Regions from separate parts of the Homo sapiens genome. Here regions 1, 2 and 3 are each linked to region 4. Evidence: chromatin contacts called from ENCODE Hi-C or POLR2A ChIA-PET data. All regions are on one chromosome and are shown on one strand. Each heading gives the region's core, a stretch centred on a gene start or an enhancer-like site at or near the end of the contact. The rest is flanking DNA. Distances are from core to core; before and after follow the strand shown.

Region 1 (3,998 bases), core at 1,048-3,547, 2.9 Mb after region 4:
TTAATTTCTAGACTCACTTCCCCTTCCATCCCTGACCTCCTTCCTCTGCCAAAGTGAAAGTGGTAACGAAGTCCTGCAGATTTTCCCCTCTAGGCAGGAATTTCCTCTCTCTTAGCCAAGGCTAGCACTGAGTAGATAGGGACGGGAGGCCCTAATCTCCTACTTGGACTCCTGGGAGATGTCAGTTTTGCCTTCTGGAAACTGAAAACAATCTGGAATAGAGGAAACAGGAGGTATTAACTCCATCATAAGAGGTCCAGTAGGAGACTTTCAAGGTGGAGCGGGGTATCTACTCATGGTCTAGGCTATACTCCTACCCTCCTCCTTCCACCCCTAGCAGGTTCTCCTGCTGACTGACACACCACTAACACAGACAGCTATTTCTTCCCCTTTAAAGCCTTCAAGACTAAGATTATATTCTCATCAAGCCTAAGATTATACAAAACTAACTGAGGGTGTGGCTCATGCTTCCTCAGAAAGAGTAAGAGAAGAAAATAAATTAGGGGTCTCTAAGCAAGCATGTTGTATGACATGCAATAAGGTCAGTCTCTGGTCTCTTTCCAGAAAACCAGGCCTCAGATTTGTACTAACCCCCTAACTCTTCCTTAGTCCTACTTCTTCAGTGCCCCAAACAGTTCTCAGTTCTTGCTTCTCCTTTGATGCTACTCCTCCCCTAGAGCACAGATGGACACCATCCTACAGTTAGCCACTCATCTTGTTGTCCTGGTCTATCCTGGATTCAGGGCAGAGGGTTGGGGTCTGCAGCTACAGCTGTGGAATTTGTCCACGACAGAGCCTCACCTGGACACACCTGTCTCACAGCAAACAAATAAAGAAACAAACAAAACATTCTGAAGACATCTGTAAAGGAAAGCTTCTATGCCTTGGAAGTAAACTGGTCTGTCTTCAAAAGCCCTCTCTCCAGCCTTCCCCACATGAACGCAAGCCCCCACCCCCAGCTACCCTGATTGCCAGGGTTCTTGACAGTCCGTCATAGTTACAAATTGCACCTTACACATGAAAATGATCTCCCCATTAACTGTTTTAACTTCACAGAGATTCCAGAGCAGTACAACCAACTTGACCTTCAGCTCCTTAAAGGCAGAGACTATATGTCCCATAGTTGTAATCCCAGCACCCAGTAAAATATTGTCAAGAAAATTGATGTTAAATAAATGTTTAAAATGGCTTATTTCAATTAATCCATTCATTATTCTATTAGAGCAGCCATTTCTCCAAAACTGGGTGAGACAGAGGGTACAGCTCAGACCTAAGATACTTTTGTTTTTTCTCATAGACCTATTTGTTGCAGGAAATTTCTGGGCCTCACCCTTCAGAATTTTAACCATGGCCGGGGCTCAGACACTGGCATGAGCATTCTGGAGTATCTGTCCTAACAATTAAGATATTATATAATTTGGAACCGAGCTTCAATTGGAAGATTTCCTGGTTATTTTCTATGCGGATAGGAGGTGCCTTCACTTGCTTATTAAAACCTAAGTGTCAAGAGAAGGACAAGGCCCTGGGAGTACAAAGAAAAACCCATATCACTGTCTTAAGTAACAGTTTTTGTGTGTGCGTGCATGTGTCTATGTGTTTGGGTGAGGAAGGGATACCAGTTGTTTAATTTTTTTTTCCTTTTTTAATGACAATTTTTGACCAGGGTTTCCATTTCTCCATCAACTCCCGGTCTCTGTTGTCTGTTTTTCACTCTAAAAGTGGATTGTGGCAATAGTGATGACAAGCTGGTTGCTGAAGTAAAAACGAAAAAAGAGAGGGTTTTGTTTTGTTTTGTTTTGTTTTGTTTAAGAACCCAGTATTTAAAGCCTGGAACCATGAGAGGTCGCGAATCTTGCCAGGAACAGCAGAGTCCACACCATATGTGCGCCCAACCCTTTGCTAAGATGGGTCACAGAACCAGACTTGGCCAATCTCAGGCTTCTGAGTTTAACAAGTCAAACTGGCAAATGAATAGCCACCTGAGCCTCTCTTAATGCAGTGCCTGAGCGGCATCATTTGGGAGCCTCAATCCTTTGACCTATCCTAGAACTAACTCCTAGAACCCTCTACAGTTTAAGGGAATCTGAGTCGGTGAAGGGACCAGAAAAACCCAGGAAGTAGAGAAAAAACATTGACATGCCTAGAAGCGCCGAAACCCCCGTCTCATCACCAATTGGCTAGGGGTACCCTGGTCCCTGCCTGTGATTGGCTGCCCCCACAAACACACCGCCCCCTGGGCGAAGCCAACCTGGGCCCAGCCGGCCGCTCATTGGCTGCCGTCCCGCGAGCGGGGCCTAGAGCCGGGTGTAGTATTCTGGGAGCTGCGGGCTACTGGGCCTGCGCTGCCGGGCTTTGGGTTCTGGGCCTCTGCCGCTCTCTGGCCCTAAGTGCTGAGCTGCCGGGAACGGCAGCTTCTGACGCTGGGCCATTGGACGCTGCGGAACCAGGCTTCTTCACTTTGAGTTTCCGCCGCGAAGCGCCAGTCCGGGCCGAGGAGGGAGGTGGGTAGATAACTCTGCCTTTTCTGAAGTCAGATCCCGCACGCTCACTTTACCCCCACCCGCCCGCTGTCCTGGGGACCTGCCCAACGCCCTGTGGCCAGGCCAGGAGCTGCTCCCTGACTCCGGAGGTTACCGCCCGCCCCTCGACTCCCTTCCCGCTGGGGTCCTAACTGGAAGTCTTCCAGGCCCCGCCCCCTTCTCAAATGCCCTTCTCAGACTCTCGCTGTACCCTACGGAAGGCACAGTCAAAGCAACCGAACGTTTAATTATTTGAATTTTCTCAAAGTAATTCATGTATAATAAAAAGTCAAACATTAAAGCAGGTCTTATTTTGAAGAGCAGTAACTACCCATCCCCAGATCTTTGCAGAGGCTGCCACTTTTAGTTTGTCCCCATTTAGATGTTTTTAGCACCCTAAATCAAAATAATATGCGTTCCACTGTATTTCTGGATTTATCATTTTGATATTTCTTTGCCTTACTTTCTTACTGCCACAATCTTGTCAATTTTCCATCGCTATTTTAGGTCTTCCATTTGTAGCTTTAAATAATGGGTATCAACTTCCATTTATTGTTTTATTGACTTTAGATGGTGTCTCTTAATGTCTCTACTGACTTAGCTAAGGATATTAACACATCCTCCACTTTCAATCTACTATCGGTTGGAACTCAACATTTACATTTAGTTTTCACGTATTCAACAAGTATTTGAGGCACTGTTCTTGGCACTGGGGAAATAGAAATGGACAAAACAGACAATGACCCTATCCACATGAAAAAGTTCTAGTATGGGAAGTAAGACAATAGACGAATACATGGCAAATGACGTCAAAGGCAGGATCATGTAGAAGTCATTTTCAGCTGGGAGAATAGCAGGCACCCAAGTCAGGTAGATTGAATGGACGAGGGGTTTGCGGGAGTGTGTGGAAGTTTATTCCTTTGCCTAGCTGGGCACAGGTGCTGTTTCAAGGAGAGATCTTGTTAACCGGGAGCCAGGATAGATTATTTAGTAAGTTAGTGATTTACCAAAATGAGGTTTTAGGATACTGGATCCCACAGTTTGGTAGTGATAGTGGGAGGAAGAAAAGCAGGAGGCAGGGAGTCTAGTGAGAAGGCATGCCCTGCCAATGGCATATCAGAGTCCTGCAAGATTTACTGCTCTGCTTCCTGCTTCCTGCTACTGGACTGCGCTAAACCACAGTGATTTTTCTCTCCTCTTGAATTTGTATTATACCTTAAAGCTAAAGAGGTTAAGAAATTTGCCCAAGATAGATGGCAGAGCCCCAAGCCAAACATCTGTAAAATGAGAACAATAATGGCCTCTGCCTAGGGTTGTGAAATAAACCAACTTAATTCATGTAAAGTGCTCAGAACAGTGCCTGGCACATCATAGAACTGCTCAAAGAGTGCTTGCTTTTATTATTAATGTATGCTCTCAATTTACCTCACAAATGCTAAAAGGATTTTGGGTTTAGGAACTATTTCCTATGTCTAGCTG
Region 2 (4,184 bases), core at 877-3,376, 2.1 Mb before region 4:
GAATGCGTAGGTGAAAGCAACACACAAGCCTTTGTTAGAGTTCAAGCAAAATAAATTGTGGCTAATTTAGGAAGACTGAAGCTGGATATTAACTATCTTTTCTTGAAAAAAATAGCCAAGTAAAATCTGCCTCTAACCCTAAAAAGAATATAAATGCTGCCTAAAACTAAGTTCATTCTAGTGGCTAAAAGTTAACAAATTCTTTCAACCCATCCAAAAATAGAAAGCAGTCCGAGAGCCCCATAAAATCTCCCCTCCCCCATCTAGATAGGGCTTCCATAGCCACCTCCGCTGGACTCCTCCCCTCACTTCCAGAGGGATTTTGCCTTGAGCAAGTCGGCCAATAAACAGTACAGCTCGAAAGCACACAGATTGCCTAGGCTGATGACAAACAGTACATTGAAAACAAAACAAACTCACTTTAAAAGGTGCATCTTCCCTGTTAACCTTACAAATGCGAGGCTTGTCTTAATCTCTGGAAGTATCAGCTTTAAAATCTGCAGTTTTAAAAGTGGTCATCTGCGCAGTACTCGAAGGCCTTTCAAAACACAGGTGCTGAACACCTCCTTCTTTAAGATACCTTATCTACGGTAGGATGTTCCTAATCACACGGAGGCCGGCCAAACTCTGGGCACCGCAAACCCACGATAAAAACAAATGCTGGGCCAAGACCTTGTCCAGAAACAGGCCTCAGTACTGCCTGGACTTAGGATGAGTCTGTAGGACTGTAAATGCTTGGAAGGCCAGCCTTTACTCCCAAGTCCAAGCGTAGTCTCCCTGCATGCCCCAGACCTTTCCCCCATCCACGCCACACGACACGACACGATCAGGGCGGGACAATTATTTTTCTTTAAACTCCTTCTGCCCGCGCCGCCCAAATTACAGGCCCGATCGCCGCGTTTAAAAGGCATCCTATGGCTCGGGAGTGTCAGGTGGCCGGGCCGGCACCCTCCAGCATCCTCGCGAACCGCGTTATCGGTGCCGCACTCGGGGCTGACACGCTCGGGGCGGCCCGGACTCAACGGGCGGCAAATCCTTGGCCACCCGGACGGGCCGATCGGCCCCTTTGTAAGATGAAGTTCCAGACGAGGCCCATTGTTCAGTTACATAATCTCAACGGACAACCTCGGGGCAGGGCCAAACACAAGGGCTGCCAACTTTGGGGGGCGGCGCAGGAAAGCGAGGGGGGAGCGGCCGGCCGCTTCTGTAACCGAACCCAGGCAGCGGCGCTGGCCCCTCCGGCGCCGCGGCCCCGGCCGCCGGGTGCCCGCGCCCGCCGCTCTCACCTTGGGCGTGTGCGGGGTGTCGAAGAGTCGCAGCTTGCGGAAGGTCTTGTGTGGCGGGGTGCCCGGGTGGTCCGGCCGCGGCGAGCGGCGGCCTTCGCCCGCCCGGCGCGCCCCGCAACCCCGCGGCGACGCATCTCCTGGGCCGCCGCAGCGCACCGGCGAGAAAGAGCTACCCAGGAAGTAGGGGGCCGCCGGCGACTTGACCGGCGACGAGGAGCCGAAGCCCTCCTCCTCCCACGAGTCGCCCTCCGCCCCACCGCCCGCCTCGTCCGCGCCCGGGCAGGCGCCGGGCAGCAACAGGTCCTCCTCCAGCTCGCCGGGGCTGCCGGGGGCCGGCCCGGGCGAGCGGCGGCGCTCGGGCCCGGGCTCCGTGGGGCTCCGCGCGGGCGGCAGCGGCGAGTCGGGCTCTTGAAAGGCCGAGTCCTCCCCGGTGCTGTGGCCGCTGCCCTCCTCCTCCTCCTCTTCTTCCTCCTCCTCACAGTCGCTGCAGGGCGAGAAGATCAGCTTCTGCCGCAAGGTGCAGGCCGCCCCGGCGCGGCGGGGTGGCGGCGGCTGCTGTCGGCTCAGGAAGCTCATCGCGGCCCTGGGGACGGGGCCGAGGACAGGAGAGCGGAGGCCTGCGGGGTCCAGGACACTGCGGGCCTGGGGGCGGGTCCGCCACGTGCGGCTGGGCGCGCCTAGTCGCAGCCGCGGCGTCTCTGCGCGGCGGCGGCCTGCGGCTCCGGGGCGCTCGGGCTGCGGACGGTGGCGGCAGCGGCGGCGCGGACTTTCCGGCAGAGGCGGGGCGGCCCGAGCACCGAGGCTGAGGTCTCCTCAGGTCCAGTCTCAGGTTCGGGCTCCGCGGCTTCCCGCGACCGTTAACCACGTGAGTGCCCAGTCCACCAATCCCAGTGCAGCTCCGGGTTTGAAAAAAAAAGGAGGGCGCGACGTAGCCCGCGGGGGAAGGACCAGCTACGCGATTTTGGCGGGAACCCGCTGGCTCCACCCCCGGCTCGGCGCCAGCCAAGTCTGGGCGGGCTGTGGTGTTCCGGGCCTATGAGCGAGCCTGGGGCGGCGGGGGGCCCGGCCCGGCGCCGCCCGAACACCGCCCGGACGGGGCTGGGCCTTCTGGGAGGGGCAAAAGAGAGCTGGATTCGCCTAAGCCGACCCGAAAGCCGGCCTGGACGCACCCCCCTCGCTGCTCCTCCGGTGCTGGGGGATCTGAAGAGGGGCAGGCGGCCGGGCAGCGCCTCCGGGTCTCTGCGAGCTGGGAAGAGCCAGGGACCGAATGGCCTTCGGCCGCTGCCCTCGGAGGCCGCTTCTTGCCCCTCGTCCCCTGGGGCGAGCCACTGGGGCGTAGTGGGCGTGGCAGTGGGCAGCCACGTTCAGGGTCGAGGTCTGAGCCGGAAATGGTGACTCGGGCCTCGGGACCTTTCTGAACTGCGGGAGCCGATGTGCTTAGGCTGGACACTGGCTGGGAGGAGGCCTCCGAGCCCCATTATTTCCCCGGGGTGGGTGACTGTTAGGGGCGGGTGTCAGCACAGCGAGAAGAGCTCTCCCAAGCAGGGGTCCACCTCTGCCGACCTTGTCCGCGGCCAAAAGAAACAGCAGCACAGTTGCCCACCACGAAACCAAGTGCCCGGCACACGATCTCCGTGTTTACATTTGTTCGCCAGCACGTGGGCATGCGTTGGCAAAACCGATTGGCCCGGCTCGCGGCAAACTCAAACGCAATTTTAAAAAATTTCCCTAGTGCTTCGTTAAACTGATTTAATCTGTCCCTTAATGCACTTACACGTTTCTTCCAGTTTTCTTTTTTCTTTCTTTGTTTATTTATTTTTTTTTTTTTTTCTGAGACGGGGTCTTGCTCTGTCACCCAGGCTGGAGTGCAGTGGCACGATCTCGGCTCACTACAACCTGCAACCTCCGCCTTTAGAGTTCAAGCGATTCTCATGCCTCAGCCACCCGAGTAGCTGGGATTACAGGCGGCTGCCACCACACCTGGCTAATTTTTGTATTTTTAGTAGAGACGAACTTCCCAATGTTGGCCAGGCTGGTCTCCAACTCCTGATCTCAAGTGATCCGCCCGCCTCGGCCTCTCAAAGTGCTGGAATTACAGACGTGAACCACCGCTCCCGGCCTCTTCCAGTTTTCTGTTGTAAACAACCCCGTGGTGTATATGCTTCCTTCTCCATGTTTTTTGTTTGGTTTGGTTTTTTTCGACACGGAGTCTCGCTCTGTCGCCCCAGGCTGGAGTGCAGTGGCGCGATCTCGGCTCACTGCAGCCCCCACCTCCCGGGTTCTCGGGTTCCAGCGATTCTCCTGTCTCCCGGGTAGCTGGTATTACAAGCACATACCAGGCCTGGCCAATTTTTGTATTTTTACAAAATGCAAAATACGGAGTTTCACCATGTTGGCAGGCTGGTCTCAAACTCCTGACCTCAGGTGATCTGCCCGCCTCGGCCTCCCAAAGTGCTAGGATTACAGGCGTGAGCCACCGCGCCTGGCCTTTTTAAAATACTCTTTTGGATACCTCCCTGGAGTTAGAATTCCTCAGTCAAAGGATATAAACTGGCAAACTCCCCCTCCAGAAACACAATACATTCTCACTAGCAGTGGATTAGAGCACACTCTGTGAATTCAGGACATCAGTGGATGTTCGTTGATGTGGTTTTGTTGTTTTGATTCATATTGTTGAACAGTTGTCATGGGTTTAATGATAATTTACATTTATCTCTATTGCCTATTTTTCTTATTGTTAGCACTTTATGCATATTAACACTTTGTCATATATGTTGTTCTAATGCTTTTCAAAGGCTAAATAAACTCAAGCTGAATTTTTCTTGAAACACACGGTAGTACTTAACACATCAAATCGGGAATTTCCTGAGATCACACAACTGAAGACACAGTGAAGGA
Region 3 (4,097 bases), core at 1-2,500, 2.9 Mb before region 4:
GCCACAGTCCCTCCAGAAAGGAAGCCCAGTGCCACTGAAATCCCCTCGTTATACGAAGGAAGCTGGTTCCTACTCTTGCCAGACTCCCCTTGCAGAAGCCCCGACACAGACCTGAGCCTGGCTCCATGACTGGTCCTGAAGATGCCACTCAAGTGATGCACCCGGGTGAGGTGCTGCCTGCCACCCAGGAGGCTCAGCTGAGTCAGTGCGTGCGTGCAGCTGGCTGGGTCCTGTCTGCCGGCTGGAGTAGGAGGTCTCTGTTTTGCATATCTGTGAGCAGCAGTGAGCCAGAGCAGGAAAAGCCTGGGCTGGAAATTCTCTCGTGAATATGAAATATGAGTGGAAAATTTCCAAGAGCCCTGAAGTCCCCAGGTAATCCCAGTTATCCAAAACAAAATGGCTGTGGTATCCTGAATGCAGTGTCCTGGCCCTCTTCACAGCCCTCACAAGAGGAAACTAAAGCGGCGGCTTCCTCTTTACAACAGTAAACTCAGCCGTCCTGCCCAGCTGCAGGAGATAAGCCACAGCCTCCCTCTAACGCCCAGCCTCCTCCTGAAAGCTGAGTAGCAACGAGCGATATCATCACCTTTGCTGCTTCCGTTCTGAACGTGCTTCAGGCCTGGCTGCATTTTATCAAGGGGATTGGTCTCAGGTACAGCCCGACCTGCCTCTTCTCAGAAAGCCCCCCTAAAGCAGCCCTCCCAAGGGCACCCCATAACTGCCAGGGGGAGCTTCAATCCCAGTTGCTAATACAATCCCCTCCATCCCCTCCTCCTCTGAAAGGGAAAGACCATGAACTGCTTCCACCTTTCCCAGGAAAGGACAGAGACTCAGGGAGCAGGAACTGCCTCAGCACAGAGGCGGACAGAGGACAGGGGCAGGCTAGGATGAAAAGCTGACAGCCCCATCCCACTCCTTCCTTTCTTCCCAGAAGGAAGCCCACATCACAGGTGACTGCGAAGCCTGATAAGCTTTACCAGAACCCCCACCCCCATCCACACACACAGAAAAGGAGTACACCCCAACTGACCCACCGGAGCCCACCCCAAACCCTCCCCTGCTTACAGCCGCTCACTGCTCCCACGTGGGCCTCCAGCTCCGAGCGCTGGCTGGACTCTGCCACTCCTCCTGGGGAAGGTGGAGCCTGCCTCAAGTGACCCACAGGAGCAATCCTCTAAAACCAAGCAGGGTTGATTAAAATGGCATCACAGGGTGCAAAGCTCTGATCTTCATCTGCCCTTTAGGAGAGTGGGAAGGCTCAGAACAGACACATAGCCTCCCAGTGACTTAGGCAAATCCTGTGGTCCTGGGAAATAACCATGAGCAAAATGGCTATTTCTGTGGTGCTGTTGAAATCCTGGGGAGAAGAGCTCAGGAAGGATGGGTCAGTTGTTTACCGGGAGGCTAGCTGTAACCCTGACTTGGGCCTGAGTCACCTCCGCATGTCCAATCGTGAGGTTGTGTCTTACTGAGCTCACATCATAATTCCTGTGTGCACAGAGCAGTATTACAGGGTTGACACATGATCCTCGGGCTGCTGCTGGGCTTTAGCTACCCAGAGATTACGGCCCACCTGTCCTCACAGCTGTTTCATAAACAGTGCAACCAGCAGGCTACAAGCAACCTAGAGGGAGGGTAATATTTATTCATTAAACAATTAAATGAACTTACAGTATGAGAAAAAAATCCAAGCCCTTAGTACTATTCTGCCAGAAGGAGGAGGGGCAGATGACTTTTTCTGCTAGTGTTTTGGGGAAAGGGGAGGTAGAGTGGGGACTGCAGTGGGAGGATTCCAGCCCAAGGATTTAAGTCCGACACGTTCAGGGAATTTTATTCTGCACCTTTAACCGGATCCCAGCTAGCCTTAGTCTAAACAAGCATTTTTCAAAGTGCAGTCTGCAGAACATGAAAGGTCAGAAGGCTTGGAAAACACTGCATCCTGTAGTCCCTTATGGGTATTCATGCACAGTTTCTACTAGCAAATTCAACACCTGAGAAGTCCTGCAGTAAAGAAAGCTGCTTAACTTTGTTTAACCCGACGCACTTATTTGACCATCCTAGAACTGCTGTCATAGGAAAAAAACACCTATTAATATCTTGTGGTATCGGCTTTGGGAAACACCCTCCACCTTGAGTCTTCATTTTCCAACTTAGAGAAAGCTGCCTTCCTGGAGCCCAGTTTACAGGTATGAGACCCATTGCATCGGGTTCAGACAGAAACCAGCAGCAGCTCCACTAAGATGACACAGGTTGTAACAATGACCAAGGGTCCTGCTGAAGCCAAAAGGCGGGAAGACTCCCCAGAACATGGGCAGTTTAGAAGAAAAATACAGTTCTGTCCCAGAAGAGCAAGCTCTTCTCAGGACCTCACAATTCCACCTTGAGCCTAACTTGTTGCTGCTTCTTGCAGCCAAGATGTCTCTGTGGACTGAAGAGCACTGATCCCAAGCTCAAAGCCTTATTTCCCTTTCGAACAAACATCAAGACAATTTATGATAACCAGATACAGGGCCCGCTTCTCCTGCCCGAGACTAGACTGCATCCCCTTTTATCACTTAAGCACCCCTTACAAACTCTAAAAGACAGGAGAGGACGGAATCAAATTATGTCTCATCAAGAAAGATATCGGCCGGGCATGGTGGCTCATGCCTGTAATCCCAGCACTTTGGGAGCCCGAGGCAGGTGGATCACAAGGTCAGGAGATTGAGACCATCCTAGCCAACGTGGTGAAACCCCATCTCTACTAAAACACAAAAAATTAGCTGGGCATGGTGGTGCGCACCTGTAGTCCCACCTACTTGAGAGGCTGAGGCAGGGGAATCACTTGAACCCAGGAGGCAGAAGTTGCAGTGAGCTGACATTGCACCACTGCACTGCACTCCAGCCTGGCGACAGAGCAAGACTTTATCTCAAGAAAAAAAAAAAGAAAAAGAAAAAGAAAGATATCACTCTCCTCCCCAAAAGCCAGGCATGAGCTTGCATAGAGGGGTTCATTTTTCTTCTCATTTGTGAGGTGTGTGTGACTCACACAAGGAGTTGGACAAAGGGGATTCACTTGCTAAATACCAGCTCCATGACAAATCTCGCCTGTCTCATTCACAGTTGTATCCCCATACCTGAAATATGGTCGACATTCAGCAAGTATTTGTTGAATGAATGAATGCATAAAACAATGAACAAGTGAACTAGCTATTTATAATAGATCAATCCACCTATGGCAATCTCAGGAATGAGTAGAGTGTATGGCTAAAAACGTAGACTCAGGCTGAGTGTGGTGGCTCACGCCTGTAATCCCAGCGCTTTGGGAGGCCGAGGCGGCCAGACCACTTGAGGTCAGGAGTTTTGAGACCAGCCTGGCCAACATGGGGAAACCCCATCTCTACTAAAAACACAAAAATTAGCCTGGCATGGTAGCGGGCGCCTGTAATCCCAGCTACTTGGGAAGCTGAGGCAGGAGAATCGCTTGAACCCGGGAGGTGGAGGTTGCAGTGAGCTGAGATTGTGCCACTGCACTCCAGCCTGGGTGACAGAGTGAGACTCCATTTCAAACAAACAAACAACAACAAAAAAAACTCCAGCTAGACTCCCTGCATTTGAATCCTGTTCCACCACTTAGTTGTATGACCTTGGGCAAGTTAAATAACTTTTCTGTGGCTCGGTTTTATTCCCTATGAAGTGTGGATAATAAAAAGCCAATCTCATAGGTTGCCATGACAATGAGCATAAGTGAAGTGTTTAGACTGGTACCTGGCATAGAGTATGTGTTTTATAAGCATTATCTGCCAACATCATTGTCATCATCATTATGATATCAGATACGAGAGAGAAGAACTAGGAAAATGAACATGAAGTTTTATCTAGACACTGAATCCTTTTATTCAACCTTATTTATTGAGCACCACCATGTGCCTGGCACTCTCCCAAGTTTCTATTACCTGGGTGCAGGAAGAAGGAAAACATATTTAAATGTGAAGCCAGATCAGGAGGAGGAACATCCTTCTCCCCTATGAATGGTACTTCTCGGTGACTGTACACAGCCAGGACTCCAGCCATGAGCTCATCCTCCCATGCCCCAGTCAGTTCCTTACAAATCAAAA
Region 4 (3,900 bases), core at 497-2,996:
TCAGACCAAGTCCAGACTTCTGTACTGGACAGCTGGGACTATTTTCCAGCCTTGTCACCAGCTTTCCTGACTAGCACTTGACATAAGAGCCAAGCTGGACCACTGGCCACTTCTCATGGTGAGTCCATGCCTGCCTGCCCACACAGTTGTCACAGCCCAGGCCACACTCTACCCTTCTCTGCCTCAAAAACCCCAGGAGGGATCCTTTGAGGTCCATCACATCACCCTTTCTTAAAATTATCCCAGATTTCCCTGCTCAGATGAAAGACAGGAATTCCCATAACTTTGTTCCTACCGCCTTCATGTCATTGATCTCATTCCACTTACTCTTTTAAAGTCAAAGCGCATCTCCCTTAGCTACCCAGTAAAGAAGGCATCATGGTAAGCAGCTTATCTCTCCAGTAGCAATAAGCTAACAACTGTCACATCACCAAATCTTAAAATAGTATTACTAATAATTGAAATATGTTAAATAAAACATGGATAAATGCAATCAGTGAAAACCTCATCAATCATCCCCATCTCCCACTTCAAATTTATTTAGCTATGAATTTAAGCAAAGTACAAATGGGTTGCCTCTCTTAAGCCAAAGAGAAATAATTTCTAAATTAGATAACACTTACAGCTTTCCATACACCTATAATAATGAAAGACTGAATATGCTGAAGATGAATTATGTCGAAAACCAACTACTTTTCTGTAGTTGACCATTTAACTTCACATAATACACTACAAATTTGAAAACACTTCAGATTTGTATTACAATCAATTAAGGAGGGGTTGAGAAAGGAGAGAGACGAAGAGAAAGACAGGAAGTAGACCAAAATATAGAAAAGGGACACGGATCTATACCAAATATCTGGCTGCTCTAAAAGTAAAAATATAATTAGATTCGTTTTTTAAGAAGATTAAACACTGGCAAGAATGCCTGTCTTAATCCTATCCAAACGCTGGAAGTTCTGTTCTCTTGTTACATAATCTTATTTTCATCCGAGGAAAAACTGCGGGTCTGGAATCTGATGTGATGAGGTGAGGAGGGAGCCCACTTTTAAATAGGACCGTCCCCATCCTGCAGTCTACTGGGACGCGGCGGCTTTAGATTTTAAAAAGTGTGCTGTATTTTTGCACTTACACTACAGAACTGGCTTTAGCCGAGGCCCTGCATCTAGACACACGCTGTGTCCACCAGAGAATTGCCTGGGCTGACAGACCTAAAGCTTCCGCAACCTCCTTAGGCTCCCTAGTCCACGCCGCTGCTCCCCGGGCTGAGCAGGGCTGGGACGCGCCGCACAGAACTCAGGGACCCCACCTCCCTGCGCATCTCCAGGGCCACGCTGGCACCTGCAGGAGTGCGGACTGTCCGCGGATCCCAGGCAGGGTTGGGTGGAGATTCGCAGCCAACCCACAGGAGTTCTGCCCTCCTCCCAGGCTTCTGGCCAGTGGAGTTGGAGAAGGGTCCCCGTCCTCGAGCCTGGGACACGCTCCGGGGCTCACAGAGACACTGACCCACACGTCCCCGTGGTTCGTAGCTCTGGGGGCGCTCCACTCCCTAGGTAATGCTCCCGACGGGGATCCCAACCCCGACCGCGCGGCAAGCCCGGGGTGTGGGGAGAGCCCACTGACCTGGGTACGGGGCCGAGGCTCCTCTCCGGGCGGCTCAGGTGTGCGGGCCGCTCCCGTGTCCCTCCCACCTTCAAACATGAGAGCCCAGAAGCGAGCGACGGGCCACTGGCCCACCGACCAACTGCCGGACCAAGCGCCCGACCAACCAGCGGACCGACCGCAGCGGCCGGGGCCGGCGCCCACGTGACGGGGCGGGGACCTGCGGAAGGCTCTTCCCGGAGCGCCGCGCCCCCACCCCGGGACCTGCCACAGGGACCACCCCCTTGGGCACCCGCTCCCTCTCGGGCACCGAAGAAGCCTGCTGGGACCCGTCCACCAGGGTTCCTGTTCCCGGGGGACCGGCCTGGTCAGCCCCGCCCCTTCGAACCTGCCTCGTCCCCACCCCCTGGGCCGCGCGTCCGGGCCCCAGCCCCGCCTCTCTCGGCGGACCGCGCCCCCTTCCGGGAGCCCCGCCCCGTTCGCCGCGCCTCCTCCTCCGCACAGCTCCGGTTGCGGGGAGGCCCGGGTGGGTACCCGGCGCTCCGGCTCCCAGTCTCCTGGGCTTCTCCAGTCCTTCAGCGCCGTTCTCCGGTCACAGGGAATGAAAGCGAGGAAGAAGGAAACGGTGTCGAGAATTGCGAAGAGAGAAAGCATAGAAAACCCACATTAGAGGCACTCCCAGAGCAGAAACCCTTCGGAGCATCCCGACTTCCTCGGCCCGCGTGCAATCCAGGCAAAATTGAGGTTGTCTCTGAGCCGCCCTCCCTAAGCAGGTCGGAAAGCCCCCGAATCATCCCAGGTCCCGCCGCGCTGCACTCGCAACCTGGGGTGGAGGTCCCTCTAGTGGTTGGCACCAAACAAAAGTTCTGTCTTATGAAGAGCCGAGGTCAGGAAGCATTTCCCTGTGCCCAGCGCCAAGGTCTGGGACCTTAGGTCCAAGAAAAGCGTTGGCAATGTCTGACCACAGGAATGGGTTCTCGAACTGGGGAGGACTGAAGCTGGAGATCTGGTCCAGCCCCTACCTCCAGCGTGTGGCCTGAACCCGTTTTGGTTGTACTGCTATGTTGTGGCCCTGCCCAGGCCTCCAAGGACTGGCTGCTGTTAAGCTGTTTAAAATCCCTGTAGGCCTCAGATGGCAGCGACACCAGGGACTCGGCATAGTCCCCAGCTCTGGCAGGAGTCACCACAGCCCTAGCCTTTAGTTCTCTACAGGCTGGAGTGTCGACAAACTCCACAGGACACAACTTTTTCAAACCAAATTTACCCTCGCGGTCTGAAATGACCAGTAGGCCCAGGAGAATTTTACATGTGAACAGAACCTAACCCACCCTGGCAAATATGAGACGTGTGGTCACTGCGGGAACCTGGCCAGCAGCAGACCAAAGCACAGCCAGCAGGGGAAGGCTGGGGCCCGCAAGAGTTGTGTTACAACAGGACACCCTTCAGTTCTCTTTCACTTCCTTAAAATAGCAGCAGAGCGACTTTTGTAGACGCAGGCTGCCACAGTTCACACAAGGTCATGGCTGTTTCCGAATCCCACCCTTTATTGCCCTAGCGGAGCCACTCCCCTTACCTCCGCCCCCAGAAACTGCTAGCCTGTTCTTAAATTGATACAGTTACCTTTTTAAATGTTCTAAGTCACCGGCTCTGGAGCTTCTTTGCACTTTGGAACCAACTTGCGGGAAGGAACTTTAAAAATACTGATATCTCGATCCATCCCCAGAGGTTCTGATTTAATGGTCTTGGGGATATGGCCACGGCATGAGGACTGTTAAAACTCCGCAGGTGATTCTTATGTGCAACAAAGTTTAAGAACCACTGATGTAGGCCATGTCGATGTCAGTCTTCACTTAAATCCAACAAGACCCCAGAGCTAAAACGTTCACCTGAAAGAAACCCCATTCCCAGGCCTGCATACTGACCTGCGCTGGCTCACAAGAAGCAAAGTGGTCCCTTAACAGGGGCTTCCTGGAGAAAATGTCTTGACCTAAAAGAGTGATTCGAGCTGCAGGGATTTAAGGTAGGTACCAAGGTGAGTTGTTTGGGGCAGATGTGCCCTGCAGAGCTGTCAATCAAATCATATCCCAGGTGGAATCTAGACAGCACATTTCAGGCAACCTCCCCTCTGTGCCTCCAAAGGAACTATGGTTGCAGGACTCACTCCTATTGATAAATCTACCCCACTATCCTCTGTGAGGCAGCCCACATTCCTTCTATCTGTGAAATAGGTAGGTAATAGGGCAGGTAATATCACATTTATTTATTCATACCTGTCTCATTCCACAAAGGATTTGGCCT

What was found. Hi-C counts contacts between places; a loop is a spot of excess contacts on that map. ChIA-PET counts read pairs that join two places held with the same protein, here RNA polymerase II (POLR2A). Pooled maps may share reads with other maps.
Region 1: a loop to region 4 is called in a map of ascending aorta, with 5 times the contacts of the local background. The contact joins the promoter of TRIM68 here to the promoter of PPFIBP2 in region 4. A Hi-C loop is called at or near these places in 2 of 168 maps with a recorded cell type or tissue (ascending aorta and naive thymus-derived CD4-positive, alpha-beta T cell) and 12 of 50 pooled maps.
Region 2: a map of CD8-positive, alpha-beta T cell shows a loop between it and region 4 (7-fold over the local background). The contact joins the promoter of WEE1 here to the promoter of PPFIBP2 in region 4. A Hi-C loop is called at or near these places in 1 of 168 maps with a recorded cell type or tissue (CD8-positive, alpha-beta T cell), 1 of 37 single-sample maps with no recorded cell type and 6 of 50 pooled maps.
Region 3: a loop to region 4 is called in a map with no recorded cell type, with 6 times the contacts of the local background. The contact joins the promoter of AMPD3 here to the promoter of PPFIBP2 in region 4. A Hi-C loop is called at or near these places in 2 of 37 single-sample maps with no recorded cell type and 4 of 50 pooled maps. POLR2A ChIA-PET finds 5 or more read pairs at or near these places in 1 of 52 experiments (OCI-LY7).

The regions. Positions count from the first base shown.
Region 1 is chr11:4,606,530-4,610,527 of GRCh38, reverse strand. It overlaps TRIM68 (tripartite motif containing 68), which reads left to right and starts at 2,297. Exons shown (of 7, transcript NM_018073.8): 1 at 2,297-2,501. RefSeq lists silencers at 2,133-2,342, 2,653-2,732.
Region 2 is chr11:9,571,612-9,575,795 of GRCh38, reverse strand. WEE1 (WEE1 G2 checkpoint kinase) reads right to left here and starts at 2,126. Exons shown (of 11, transcript NM_003390.4): 1 at 1,287-2,126. The coding sequence starts at 1,862. RefSeq lists silencers at 1,504-1,603, 1,894-2,103, 2,124-2,473 and an enhancer at 2,048-2,900.
Region 3 is chr11:10,452,417-10,456,513 of GRCh38, reverse strand. It overlaps AMPD3 (adenosine monophosphate deaminase 3), which reads right to left and starts at 1,250. Exons shown (of 15, transcript NM_001025389.2): 1 at 1,066-1,250. RefSeq lists an enhancer at 326-375.
Region 4 is chr11:7,511,845-7,515,744 of GRCh38, reverse strand. PPFIBP2 (PPFIB scaffold protein 2) reads right to left here and starts at 1,746. Exons shown (of 24, transcript NM_003621.5): 1 at 1,624-1,746. LOC124902806 (leucine-rich repeat extensin-like protein 5) reads left to right here. Exons shown (of 4, transcript XM_047428005.1): 2 at 1,140-1,627; 3 at 1,705-3,622. The coding sequence ends at 2,535. RefSeq lists a silencer at 1,651-2,180 and an enhancer at 2,851-2,970.